2 separate regions of the Homo sapiens genome follow, and region 1 is linked to region 2. Evidence: chromatin contacts called from ENCODE Hi-C or POLR2A ChIA-PET data. All regions are on one chromosome and are shown on one strand. Each heading gives the region's core, a stretch centred on a gene start or an enhancer-like site at or near the end of the contact. The rest is flanking DNA. Distances are from core to core; before and after follow the strand shown.

Region 1 (7,586 bases), core at 5,087-7,586, 700 kb before region 2:
TTTGGTTTTTTTGAATTTGCTGAGGATTGTTTTATATCCATTTGTGTGGTTGGTTTTAGAGTATGTGCCATGTGCAGATGAGAAGAATGTATATTCTGTCATTTTGTGGTGGAGAGTTCTGTAGATGTCTATTAGGTACATTCTGTCAAGTTCAGGTCCTGAATATCTTTGTTAGTTTTTGGCCTTGATTATCTGTCTAATACTGCCAGTGGGGTGTTAAAGTCTCCCACTGTTATTGTGTGGAAATCTAAGTCTCTTCATAGGTCTTACCTTGTGAATCTGGGTGCTCCTGTGTTGGCTGCATATATATTTTGGATAGTTAGGTCTTCCTGTTGAATTGAACCCTTTATCATTATGTATTGCCCATCTGTATTAGTTCATTCTCACACTGCTATAAAGAAATACCTGAGTTTGGGCACAGTGGCTTATGCCTGTAATCCCGACACTTTGGGAGGCCGAGGCAGGAGGATTGCTTGAGCCCAGAAGTTCAAGACTAGACTGGGCAACTCAGTGAGACCCCGTCTCTACAAATAATTTTTTAAAAAATCAGCCGGGTGTGGCGGTGTGTATCTGCAGTCCCAGCTACCTAGGAGGCTGAGATGGTAAGATTGCTTGTGCCCATGAGGCTGAGGCTGCAGTGAAGAATGATTGTGCCACTGCATTTCAGCTTGTTCAACAGAGTGAGACCCTATCCAAAAAAAAAAGAAAGAAAGAAATACCTGAGACTAGGTAATATAAAAAGCAAAGAGGTTTAATTGGCTCACGGTTCTTCAGGCTGTACGGAAAGCATGACTGGGAGGCCTCAGGAAACTCACAGAAGTCTCCTGGCAAAAGGTGAAGGGGAAGCAGGCACATCTTACATAATTGGAGTAGGAGGAAAGGCGGGGGTGGGGGGAGGGCGGGGGGAGGCTAAACAACCAGATCTTGTAAGAACTCACTCAGTATCAGAAGAACAGCACCCAGGGGGATGGTGTTAAACGATTAGAAACTGCCCCCCATATCCAATCACCTCCCATCAGGCCCCACCTCCAACACTGAGGATTACAATTGAATATGAGATTTGGGTGGGGGCACAGATCCAAACCATATCACTATCTTTGTCTTTTGTGGTTTTTGTTGGTTTAAAGTCTGTTTTGTCTAAAATTAGAATAGCAACCCCTGCTTTTTTCTGTTTTCCATTTGCTTGCCAGACTTTTCTCCATCCCTTTACTTTCAGCCTTTGGATATCATTGAATGTGAGATAGGTCTCCTGAGGTTTCAGGTTTTATGCCACTGTGTTAATCAGAAAAGCCATAATTTAGTTGTTTTGTATGTTAGTTAAGTATGTGAGTTAACAATGGGCCAAAGAATCTCAAAAATAATTTTCTATCTAAAAATTGTGCCAAGTCTCCCTAGATACTAATAGAGTGGTGATGATGAGACATCTTGAAATCAAAGGACAAGAGGATAAAAGGAATACTGTATAGGCGTCTCTGAGCTCTGCCTGTCTTTGTGATATTCCTGTGCTCTGCCCTAGGGAAAAGAGAGGGGAAATCAGTTATGGTAAATTAGTAGAAAGAAAAAAAGGCAACTAAGGGTAGAAATTTGTGTGTTTATGTGTGTGAGAGAGAGAAAGAGAGACAGAGAGACAGGAAGGGGCCGCGTGTGGTGGCTCACGCCTGTAATCCCAACACTTTAGGAGGCCGAAGTGGGCGGATCACCTGAATTCAGGAGTTCAAGACCAGCTTGGCCAACATGGCGAAACCCCATCTCTACAAAAAAAATACAGAAAATAGCCAGGTGTGGTGGTGCATGCCTGTAATCCCAGCTACTTGGGAGGCTGAGACAGGAGAATCACTTAAATTCAGGAGGCAGAGGTTTTAGTGAGCGGAGATCGAGCCACTGCACTCCAGCCTGGGTGACAGAGCAAGACTCCACCTCAAAAAGAAAGAAAAAGAAGAGACAGGAAAGCCTATCATGACTGGGTGAAGACTGAATTAGGCTCTCATCAAAAATCTCCAGGCATGCCAATTCTAACTAGAATACGATTCAAACTCCACAAAATCTGCCTTCCTATCTTACTGACTACATCTCCTCCCACTCCGTCTTTTGCACTCTTCTTTAACTACATATTGTCTTAACCACTCTCTTCTCACACTGCACCTTCTGTTTCTCAAACGACCCAAATTCACTCATGCCTCATGTATTTGTAACTCATTTTTTGACTCTGCCCCCCATAAAACATAAGCTCTGTAAGAGCAGGGGCTTTGCTGTGTCCAACACGGCACGCTCCCAACCCCACCCACAAGAACATCTCTTGTTACATGGTGGACATTCAGTGAATGTTGGTTGACCATTAGGGAAGTCCCATCTCATGGATGACCACATGGAATATCACCCAAAGTCCACTGAAAAAAACACTTTCTGCTCCCTTGTTGCCCCCATCTTTCAGCATAGTGACTCTGACCCACAGCCATAACAACTCCAGGCCTGCTTCCACAACCTGTGGAAGGTGAGAATAACCCTCCCACCTCTGGAGGAATCTCCAGCTTCCTTGCCGTCTCCTCTTCTGGGGGCCTTGTTCTCATCATGTCCTAAAGATCTTTCCATTCCCAACCAAATAAAAAGTAAATCAATGTTTAAACCATCTTTCAAAGCCTAGCACTAAATACATTGCAAAGTATGCAATGATGCTATCTGTATACTTTGTCTTAGGCTAAGCATATAAGAAGGGGAAAGAGAGAATGGGGGAGAAGATAACTTTTCACTCAGCTTTCCAATGTTTTTAAGAAAATCTCCTAAGGGCTAGGTGCTTTCCTTTCCCTCTATCTCAATGGTGCAGGAAGAGGAAGGCCCCTGGTCAGATACAAAAGTTTGTGGCAGTAAAAAGGTAAACTGGACAATCCTCCTAGATGACCAAAAGCTCTCCAAGAAAAACAAACATGGGCACAAGGAAGAAAACCAGGTCTTACTGATCCTGTTATCTTTTACTTTCATAACCTCACTGCCAGAATCTCAGCACTTCTTAGCCTGATTATACGACAGTCAAGTTCCTGACCAAGTCTGAGACACTGCAGCTGATTCAGTGCTGAGGTGTCACCATCAGGGGAAAGAACTCCAGCTATCCCACAATGGTGAGGGAATTGTGTTTCTGACATCCTGATATGGAATTGTAAATAAAATTTCCTACCAAAACACTATAATATCCAATGTATACATTCTATTCCATGCATCAAGCTCACTCCAAATCAAAATCCATTTTAACCCCTAAGGGTTAAATTGGAAACTGTGATGTGTGATGTGTGCTATTATCCATCACAGTTGGGACAGACAGGAGAGAATGTTTCATTTCAACTGTGAGGGTGGGGATGTAACCCTGGGAAAACCTCTTCCAGGTAACATATAGCTTGAGTAGGAGCTTCAGTGAAAATGTATTCAGAAAGGAAAGAACTTTTGGAATATGCCCATTGAAGACAGCATAAACTCCTAGATTTCGCCAGACCCTGATCACCTAAGTGACACATCAGAGATGTGCAGAAGATAGAAGGTTCCTGGCTGGTGAAAGTCTAAAGCTGTCACAAGGAAGGCAAAGTACGCAGACCACCTATTCAAAAAGCCCAGCCTGGGGATAACTAGAAAGGCATATTCAGACCAAGGTATATATAAATGGAGGATATGCCAGGCAAAGGAGAAAGATATGCACAGGAAATGGAAGAATTTGTGCAGAATGTATACTGCAGAGGATTCCTGGGATGGTGTAGGCAGAGGTAGAGTCAAACCTTTATGTGAGCCACTGCAACTCAACCTAAGGCAATCTTGGTTTTTTAAGCTATAAAATGGGGCTAAAAATTCCTTTCTTGCAGGAGTTTTGTCAGGAAGATTAAATAAAATAGCATATGAGAACACACCAAAAATCAGAGTGGGTGCCAAATAGGAGTTCCATGCTTCCTTCACCTTCTCAATAAGCATCACCTAAAATGCATACTAAACAGATCTCTGGTCACCACTCCTGGATGGAAGCACAATTTCCATGGAAGCCATCTGGCAGTCTGCATGGTTAGCAGATGATGCTTATCAGGGAAATGCGGGAAACATGGCATTACTCACGTCTTCTCCCATAAGGTTCCACATGATGTGGAACACAGAAATGTCTCCAACAGAAGAAAACTGCTGTGAAATCCAGTCGTCTGCCACTGAATGAGAACACCTACGATTTACAATTTCACAGGAGACAGACTAATGTTTTTAAATGGTATGTCTCTTAATGGTATTATTCTGTCAATACTGTCTATTCTTGAGCCTCAAAGGTTTTTTATTATTATTATTGATATAGGGCATAAGAACAAACTATCTCCAACAAATCTACTGAAATGTAGTCAAAATTGCAGTCCCATTTTACTGCACCATGTAAACAACATATGGTGCAATCTGGGACTGAGACATTGTGGAACTATAGTAAAAATACAATTCAAGGAAAGCGACATCACAAGGAATGAAGATCTCCCCTCCCAGTCTACATGACCACAAGAACAGCTTAGGAAACCAGACCAATGCAACACTTTCTAGAAAAATTATCTTCTTATAAGCAAAGTTGCCATTATCCAAAGACCCTCTGTGGAATTTGGCCTTACTCAGAGACAATAAACTAAATAACAGTCTAAGGGCATCGTTTTTCGCAGATCTTGGTATGAAAAGCGTTCTTAGTGAAACAAAAAGGAAGCAACATAAACCAACTTGCAAATGTCAAATCGGCATGCTTTCAAACGGAAAATAACCTGGCAGCCTGAGCAGATGTTCCCAAATATTTAACATCTCCCTGTAAATAAAAAGACAGTTTTATGGTCTGCAGCTAGGTGAGGAAGATTGAGGACCGGAAAGTCAAACATTCGGGCTAGCCTAAAAGAGGTGGCCGCTGGAGACCCGAAGAGTTACGAGGTTCAAAGGTCAGCGTGGACACGAGACCACAGACCACGAGGAGCTTTCAGCAGATCTACAGTTTCCTTAACTATCCACCTACTCACAGCACCCAGCTGGTCCTCGTAAGGCAAATGGGACTTACGACTTTAGACTCGGTGTGATTTCTGATACACTAGCAGTCACCACGTTATTTTCATCCCTACCCCCACACACTGTTTTTAAACATTACCTTTCAACAGCAACCTCTTCTCCCCCTCCTGCTCCTCCCCACTGTCCCCGCCAACCCTCGCTACTGAAAAATCCTAAAAGAAGGTGCTTTGGGTTTGTTTTTGGTTTCTGGGCGTCGCTTTTTATAGGTTTTCTTTTAAGCCAAAATAACAGCACACAAGAAAGAGGCTTGAGATTGCCGGGATCTCCGGAGCCGGCGGCCTCAAAATGACAAGTTGCTTCTCCCTTATCTTGAAAATTAACAGCAGCCCAAACACTGCAATTTACTCACCGTCCTCCTTTCTCCTAAACTGCCTCGGAGCTTGTTTTGTTAGGTCTAGTTCCATTGTGGAGGGAAAAAGGGTTTCTCGAAAAACTTTATACGGTAAGAGACCAGAACCTTCCAGACCCCTCAACCCTCCTCGCGTACAGACCCTTTTACAAGAAAACAATAGTGAACGAGGAGCTGGACACTCCTCTTGGCTTCCCAATTGCACAACCTCGCCGGCGATTCGACAAAAGAGGGTCCCAGAGCAGATTCTCTCGGCCCCCACGGCTCCTGGGCTTACCCGCGAGGCTGCGCGTCCCTCCCGCCCTTCACTGGGGCTCCAGGATCCCCGGGTGCCCTCTCGGCGGTGGCTGCGGCGCACGCCGGCTGGCTCGCGGGTCCCAGCGCCCATGGTCCCTTTACGCCTCCGCACGCCACCTCCTTGGTGCTGGCAGGATATGTGGAGGGGCAAACAGCGCTCCGTGTCCCCACCCCCAACCCTGAGCCTCAGAGGCTGCAAAGCCGGAGGGTCGGGGCAGCACAGACCCCAGGCCGCCCGGACCCCGGCCCAGACCGGTCTTCCCGCACCCCCAATTTCCCTCACCCGGGCAGTGCAAACCCGCAGCGAAGCCGGCCGGCAAGAGTGACCCGCCGAGGCCCAGGAGCGACGACCGCAGAGGCGCACCGGGCTCCGAGACCTGAGGGGCCGCTGCTCCAGCCGGCTGCTGCCTCTCTCGCGGCGCCTGCCACATCGGGCCGCAGAAGCCCGAGGCCGGCAGAAACCAAAGGAAGGTGGCGCGGGCCAGGGGCGGCGCGGGCACGATTCCTTCCCCGCGGATCTGGCGGGGGAGCAGAGGAGGGAGCAGCCCTGCCCGGAGTCTCAGGCTCCCGCCAGCCCCAATCCCGGGCGACTGCGCCGAGCGCCTCCGGAGTCGCGGGAAGCTCCTCCTGCTCCGCGGCTGGCGCCAGTTGCACGGTGGCCGCCCCCAAATTCGAGGAGGAAGGTGCAAAGTGGTGGGAGGCTGCGGGTCTCCCGGAGGGTGAGGCGTTGGGGACCAGGCGGGAGCACAGCCGAACCCCTACCTTTCGGGCGGGGCGGACACCAGCCGCGCGCCCTCGCCGGGCGCCGGGACCGGAAAATCACCGCGAAGGGAGGGACGAGGAAAGGCGGCGGGTGGCTTCAGGACAAGGTAGGAGGATCGATTTCCACAGCCAAGAAGACACTCCCATCCCGCCCTGGTTTGTTTGGAAAGCTGCAGGAGCTAAAGTGAGGGGTGGCCGGGTACTCCCCTTCCCCGCCCGGCTGGCAGGCGGCAGAAGTAAACACTGAGGCTTGTGGCGCCGCGGACTGACTGTGACACAAGGCTCAGCAGAAGGTTTGGTCCCTATCAGAAGGGGAGGAGTGTTCAGAGAGCTCCTGAATTCCGGGGCTCTGCCCTTCAAGGGCAAATGTGTTCGTACTTTTTATCTTTTGAAGGAGATAAATTACTTTAGGGAGAACGAAGGTGGAACGTGCTGTTTGCGTTTTCTTTTCTCTCCATAGGCAAAACCCTACGTTATTAATGTCCTCTTACTTGGATGGCTCTGAATACTTTTTAAAGTGTGTTTGTCAAATAATTCCTTGTCTAGAAACATTCAAGTCATAGCTCCAACCTTTGGGCCCTGAGCAGTGTAATCACGTGCCATCAATTGACCCCAGAGAGAAGACCCACGGACTTGGATGTAATTCAAAGTTGGCAATGTGTCACGAACTGGAACAAAGTCCTTCATCTGTGATGGGCTTTCTGGTATTTGTCCTTTTTTTTTTTTTTTTTTTTGAGACAGAATCTTGCTTTGTCACCCAGGCTGGGGTACAGGGGCATGATCTTGGCTCACTGCAACCTCTGCCTCCCAGGCTCAAGCGACTCTCCTGCCTCAGCCTCCCGAGTAGCTGGGATTACAGGCTGGGATTACCACTCCCAGCTAATTTTTGTATTTTTAGTAGAGATGAGGTTTCATTATGTTGGCCAGGCTGGTTTCGAACTCCTGACCTCAAATGATCCGCTCGCCTCCACCTGCCAAAGTGCTCTGGTATTTGTCTTAATTGTAATAACAGCCCTAGGAGGTATCATTTGTTGTTTTCCCAACCTTACTTTAAAAAAAAAATGGCCGGGCGCCGTGGCTCACACCTGTAATCCCAGCACTTTCGAAGGCCGAGGCGGGCGGATCACGAGGT
Region 2 (6,821 bases), core at 2,723-5,222:
CTATACAGCACGTTATTATACCAAATACTATAGGCAATTGTAACACAATGGTACGTATTTGTGTATCTAAACATGTATAAACATAGACAAAATAGAAAAGGTTCAGTTAAAATGCAGTATAAAAGATGAATTGTATAGGGCACTTACCATGAATGGAGTTAACAGGACTGAAAGTTGTTCTGGGTGAGTTAGTGAGTTGTTCTGGGTGACTGAGTGTGAAAGCCCAAGACATGACTGTACACTACTGTCAACTGTACACTTAGGCTATACTAAATTTATACAAAATATTTTTCTTTCTTCAATAATAAATTAACCTTAGCTTATTGGAGAACTGCAGTCATATATGTGGTCCATCACTGACCAAAACGTCGTTGTGCAGCACATGACTGTAAATATGAAAACTAAATTAGTTGATCACTTAACCTCTCTAGTCCTAGCTTCCTCTGCATAAAAGAGAGCAGGAGAGACATTAAATGTAGTCTAAATGATTTCCAAAAGTCTTTCCCTATTAAGATTTTATGACTCTACAATTTGCAAATCAAGATATTTTGCCTAGATGACATCCTGCAGACACAGTGGGAAATTTATAGAAGCTTGGAATTTGTTGTTGTTGCTGTTGTCAGATCCAGTCTAAATAAGACCTTAGCTTTTCTTTTGTTTTCTCTTTATAGGCAAAATAATGGCTACATACCCCAAGATTGGCGACACAGCCATCCTTTCCAAATTTTCTCTTTATGTCGCTGCCAAAGAAATAAAAACTGGCTGACTGACATCATCAGAGTGGAAGAAGAGTAAACAGGAGACAATTTATGCAAGGGAGAGCTTAAACTACTACGAAATTCTCCAGTGACCCTGTGATTCATTTTGTTTCCTGGTAGTTACCACTTTCTAGTTCTGACAGATGTGCTTTTCTGCTTTTTTTTTTTTTCTTAAGAAGCTTACTGAGCTTGCAAAGGGAAGCTCTAAAGGAATAAGGTTAAGGAGCTAACTCAGCATCAACAGAGGCAGATGCCTTCTTGTAATTGAACTAAAACCCTTAGACTTTCTGTAAGTCAACTCTCTCTAGTGTAAGCCATTGCCTTATTTTTATTTTTATGCAGACCATTTCCCACTTAAAATTCATCATCAAAAAACAAACTGCTTTTATTTCTTCCTTAATGTTTATAGCGATATAGATAGTCTAGCAAAGATTATTCAGTAAAGAGGTCAGACAGATTCTCATCATGATTCATCCCTGCGATGCAGAAGGAGACACCAGGGCATCCTAACATAATTTAAGTGACAGTGAGGAGGCATATGACTTGACAGATATTTCCGAAAAATAAGTGCCCCAAATAGCTCCACTGAGTCCTGTAAAGAGGACATCTTCTATTCCAGTGCTTCATTCCTTCAGATCAAAGACCACTTCGTGAAGTCTCCTCTTCAATCTTGCTTATTCTTTATCAGCTACCAATATTTCTTTGCGAACGTAAAAGTTTAGCAGTCATCAAAGGTTGTCTCAAGATGATAGGACACAGAATTTTGGTAAGGAGAATGTGCAAAGCACCAATTTGCCTATAAATGAGAATCTCACTGATTTACCTATGAATGAGAACTGGCTGTCATGGAGGAGTACTATTTTGGGAGAATGTAAGTATCGTGGTTTTCTTTTGTTTTGTTTTGTTTTGTTTTGTCTTGTTTTGTTTTAAAATGGGATCTGAGATCAAATAAGTTTGAGAGACACAGAATTCAGCAGAACAAAGCAGGCTTTTTTTTTTTCAACTGAAGCCTTGAACGTGTTAATATTCATTCATTATTTAAGAAATATTTACTAATACCAACTATACTTCAAAGATAATTATAAGTGTTTGGGATGCCTCAGGGAACAAAACAAAGATCACTTCCTTGCAGAGCTTACATTCTAGCCGGATAAGACAGATTATGAACAATAAACATAATGTAAATTATATAAAACATGCTAAGCAGGATGAAAGGTAGATTGGTAACACAGGTTGTAGGAGGAAAGAAAGAATACGGTATTTTTAAAAAGAGTGGTCAGGGTATACTTCATTCAATAGATGACATTTTAGCATACATTTGAATTTGTTAAGGGAGTTAGCCATATAGATATCCAGATGAACAATATGTCAGGCAAGGGTGACAACCAGTGCAAAGGCCCTGGGGTAAGAGTGTGACCCCTAACAGAGTAATAAAATGTATAATGTTTCCCAAACTCATTTAGTACATAACAATTTTTCACAAAATGCCTTCAGTGTAGCCAAGAAATACTTTGGGAAATGTTAGTGTAGATGTTGCTTACTAAGTGAAGAGGGGACGAGGTAATAGATAGTGCTAGGGCCGAGGGGTTGGTGCCCTGGATCTCGTAAGAGCACTGAGGTGGAATGTACTGAAACAAACTTTGACCACAGTGCGGTCTTCCAACAACCAAAGTGACAGTAGCTTAAGATGGGCAACTTTTCCTACATTTCTTCCATTGGCTCTTCAAAGAAGGCTTACTGGCTCCGAAATACCTGAAGAAAATGCTTCAACGTTTCTAAACATTACAGAAATTAAAATTACAATACTGATTGAATTACTTAACATTTAAAAGTCTGATAATACCAATGTTAAAAAATATTTTAAGAAATAAGAACTCTCATTCACTGCTAGTGGGGAAGTAAATTGGTACAAGCACTTTGATGAGCAATATGATTGTGCTTAGTAAATTTGAAGGTGTGAAAATTATTTGTCCTAGCCATTTTACTTTTAGGTATTTATCCTAAAGAAACACTTACACATGTGTACAAGAAAATATTTATAAGAATTTATTGCAGGATTGTTTATAATAGAAAAATAAGAAACAATGCCCATCAACAAAAATACGAATAAATGCAATGTTATGCATCCATACTGAAGTGCCATATAGCAGTTAAAATGAATTAACTAGAGGCACATTTATCAACATAATAAATCCCTAAGCATTAAGTTGAAAGAAAAAGTAGCTTTTAGTAGTAAAAGTAGAATATGACACCACTTATATAAAGTTTTAAAACATGCAGAAGTTTGTACATTATTTATAGATACATACATATACAATAATAGTATAACTGCATATGATTATAAACACTAAATCGAGCCTAAGAAGAGAAGCAAGGATTTATTACATCATTCTGTATATTTGTAATCTTTTATATTAAAATATATTTTAAAGAGAAAAGACATGCTTAAGAAACATAGGAGAAGGTTTTAATGCATGGGCTAAAAGAAGCCATAACCCAAACCAAAAGAAATAAGTATGATTAAGCAATTACACAAAATAGAAGGTGTCAAGGACACAAATCAATTTGAGGAAATTTAAGAATTTCTCTCACAACACTATATTTCTGGGAAGAAAATGGCTTTCTTCCTAAGTCCTAGTAAAAAGGTCAACCGTTGCTGTGTTGCTCACCTTGTGCTATTCCAGTTGAAGAAGATTAATTTCAATGACATGACCATTTATTGGTGCTTTGCATATGTGAAGTAGAAATATTTTCTTAAATATTTTCTCTAAGTATGCAAAGCACCTTTAGGAGAGTGTGTGGCTATAATTTAACAGTGACAGTGTGTGCTTTGCACACTGACCAGGATTAAGTTCATTTTTATTAACTGGGTTGCTTGCTATTAAATAAACCTTAAATTAAACCACTTTTGTTATCAATGAAATAAACCATCATCTTAAAATATGATTATTTACCTTAAAAAAAATAATTTTATTTTGTATTCATGCTAAGGCAGTCTGTATGGCATTTGGGGAGGAAAAGATTCTTTCTGGATTAAAAGGAGCCATAAGATAATGGAAAAGGTCTTCAAACGTGTAATTAAGATTAAATTAATCATCTTTTTTTCTCAATAAGCATATTATTTTGCTGAGTCACTAAGTATATTTAAATGATATTGCATTGGATTAAGAGGATTAATGCTTAACCTCACTTCTTTGTTTGCTTAGGACTGCCGCTGAGGGTTTACTGAGTATGGATTGAGCATCACACTAAAAACCTTCCCCGGAAAAAGGGACCAAAGGATGTAAACTGAAAATTTTAAAAATCTGCTTTGTTTTCCTCAAATTGCTGAAGATCCAGGTAGATATTTGCCTGTAAGTGCTGTGAGTCAATTTAATCTGCTAAAACAAAGTGCAGCATTGAAGACAATGTCTTTCTTTTTCCCCTAATGCATTTCCCCTGACATGCTGTTTGTTTTTTAAAAGACACATGAAGAAGAAACTGTGATCACAGTATTGGTTGCGTTCACCTGCATCCTTTCTGTTTTTTTGTTTTGGAAGAGATGGTCCTGGCTTTCCAGTTAGTCTCCTTCACCTACATCTGGATCATATTGAAACCAAATGTTTGTGCTGCTTCTAACATCAAGATGACACACCAGCGGTGCTCCTCTTCAATGAAACAAACCTGGTAAGATGCTCATAGTGCAGTCCATGGAATTACTGCCCAGTTTCTCTCAACAGTTGTCTCAGACCTACAGGAAACCTGGAAACGTATCTTTAATGGTAGCACATCTTTGTAACCATGTCTGTCTCTAGAGATAGCATTCATGCATCATCATAAATCACCTCTGTTTGACATCCGAAAGAGCAATATCTTGGAATTTGCTGACATTTGTAAATTTATTTATGCTTATTTGGGAGAAAACAGTTAAAGGGTTCATGTAAGGATCCTCTTTCAGAGAATGTATTTCTTCAATTAGTAGTACATTTATTACTAATACATTAAATACTTGTTTAATGTTTCTTCAAATTTATTTTGAGTAGAAATTAGTCTAAGCACCAACTTCATTTAATGTCAAGTATTTCTAGGGTATATAGTTTCATGGATTGATGAAATAGTATCAAAAGGCATTAAAGCCATTTGTCTTTCAAGAATAATTTTCATACGTTTGACAAATCATGAATATCAAGACATCATCATTATTATCTTCCCATCAATAATCAGGAGCATGTTTGGACGTGCTAGTAAGGGAGATAGCTATCTGTGAGAGTGACCTCTTTATACACCAATTTGCCTAGGGCTTTATAGGTTTTAGTACTAAAAATGCCAGGAATCCCTTCAGCCCCAGGCATACTGGAATGATTTGTCACCCTACTACCCATATACCTTTAATAATCAAATAATGTCTTTGAGAAAGAGTTCTCTTTTCACCAAGCACCATATTTCCAAAAAGACCCAAAAGGAGAAATTGAGGAATGAAGAGTATCATCTGGTCAACACTGGCAGCCAATGGGGTGACAGATGTTTAAGCTAGATTGCTCTCACATCCTAAATATGTATTATGCATTCACTGTAAGATCAGGAAAGAGAACATAAAATTTTGATAAATATCTTCTGAAGTCTCAGGTTTAATGACCAAAACCAAAAGAAGTGTGTTACTAGATTACTGATTCCTGCACTGCGATTAAAAATCAGGGACTACTGCTCACACTTCCCTTCCATGCTTCTGCTCCCAGACCCAGACCTGAGATGATATGAAGTCTTGTTCCATTTAACCACTTTCCCAGTCTTCGTCATAGCAATTAGCTAAGGAAATATTTGGGAAATGTAAGAGTGTACCACCAGACTCTATTTTTTTTCATATAGCTTATTACGTTTTATAGTATGTTTTATCTAATTTTAAAAATCAAAGGACACTGCTTAAAATATTATCTGTCATCCATAGAGTAGACTTGTACAGTCTGGTGGATGTTTAGATGAGGAGAAGAGAGATGACTATAGTAGCTAATTCATCACACCAACCCACTATCAGTGGCAGAGTTGCTACAGAAAAAATCTACCATGTATATTTTTTAGGTGACATTTAAAGAAAAAGAAAAGAACATTGGTTCTTTGTGGTGAGGTAGAAATTTTTTCTGATGTTAAATGCCTCATTTTTAGATCCTATGTAAAGGAAAAGAAGAATTTTAGAGCCTATGCAAAAGCAGACTTCCCCCGTAGGAAACGCCAGGATTTCGGCCATGTGGGGCCAATCATATTTGTTGTCACTTCTATATTCCTAAATGAAGTGCTCCTTTGAGTCACAAGCCAGAATGGGATTCATTAAAATTTATATCTGCTTCTTTTGTTCTTCAAAGAAACACCCTCCAGGGCACTGGAGATTGCATAAACCATCACACTGGTCCAGAAGTAGCCACTTAGAATGAAACCCAGGCATTTTCCCTGAGTGAACAGAGTAACACAGCCAGCCAATTTCTGAGCTGTCATTCAAGCACTCTGTCATGCAGATTTTAGGGCATTTGACCAAAATACAGTAATTACTGTATAGAGTCATTTTTAGAGTAAGAGGCCCAGGAGTCTTCCTACCTTAGTATGTGAATAGATACTGTGAGGTTCTTTGCCCAGCACCCGACCTGATTATCAGCCAATAATTAAGTAATGAATGAATTAATGAATAATCCACTCTTCTATAATGCAAAAGAACTAATAGAGTGAACATGAAAGGAAGACATGATCTTTGAAAATTATAAGGGGGATTTATATATGCATTGTTTGGGGCCAGTTTTTATACAATAAGGCTCTTAAATGTTTTGCTTTTAGTTGTTTTCATTCAGAATATAACCTCACTTTTTAATCCAGAGATTCCCTTCTTTCAAAACCTAAAGACTTTAAAAAAATATGTATTCAAACATATCTTTTGTTTCCTAAAAACAAAGTAGGGAGAGGTGTGAATAAAGTAAGTTATGGCAGGTGGAAAATGTTCCCCTTTTACCTAGAGAAGAAATTTTACTCCTGGATGATGCAAAGAGGATTAAGCAAATAGACTCACTGAATATTTATTCATTCTTTCAACAATTACACTGA

Evidence for each region. Hi-C counts contacts between places; a loop is a spot of excess contacts on that map. ChIA-PET counts read pairs that join two places held with the same protein, here RNA polymerase II (POLR2A). Pooled maps may share reads with other maps.
Region 1: a loop to region 2 is called in a pooled map, with 3 times the contacts of the local background. The contact joins the promoter of ST3GAL6-AS1 here to the promoter of GABRR3 in region 2. A Hi-C loop is called at or near these places in 1 of 37 single-sample maps with no recorded cell type and 8 of 50 pooled maps. POLR2A ChIA-PET finds 5 or more read pairs at or near these places in 1 of 52 experiments (CD8-positive, alpha-beta memory T cell).

The regions. Positions count from the first base shown.
Region 1 is chr3:98,731,401-98,738,986 of GRCh38, reverse strand. ST3GAL6-AS1 (ST3GAL6 antisense RNA 1) reads left to right here and starts at 6,336. Exons shown (of 5, transcript NR_046683.1): 1 at 6,336-6,561. It also overlaps a transcript of ST3GAL6 not described here. RefSeq lists enhancers at 5,374-6,121, 6,122-6,870.
Region 2 is chr3:98,032,466-98,039,286 of GRCh38, reverse strand. It overlaps GABRR3 (gamma-aminobutyric acid type A receptor subunit rho3), which reads left to right and starts at 3,972. Exons shown (of 10, transcript NM_001105580.3): 1 at 3,972-4,097; 2 at 4,298-4,424. The coding sequence starts at 4,300.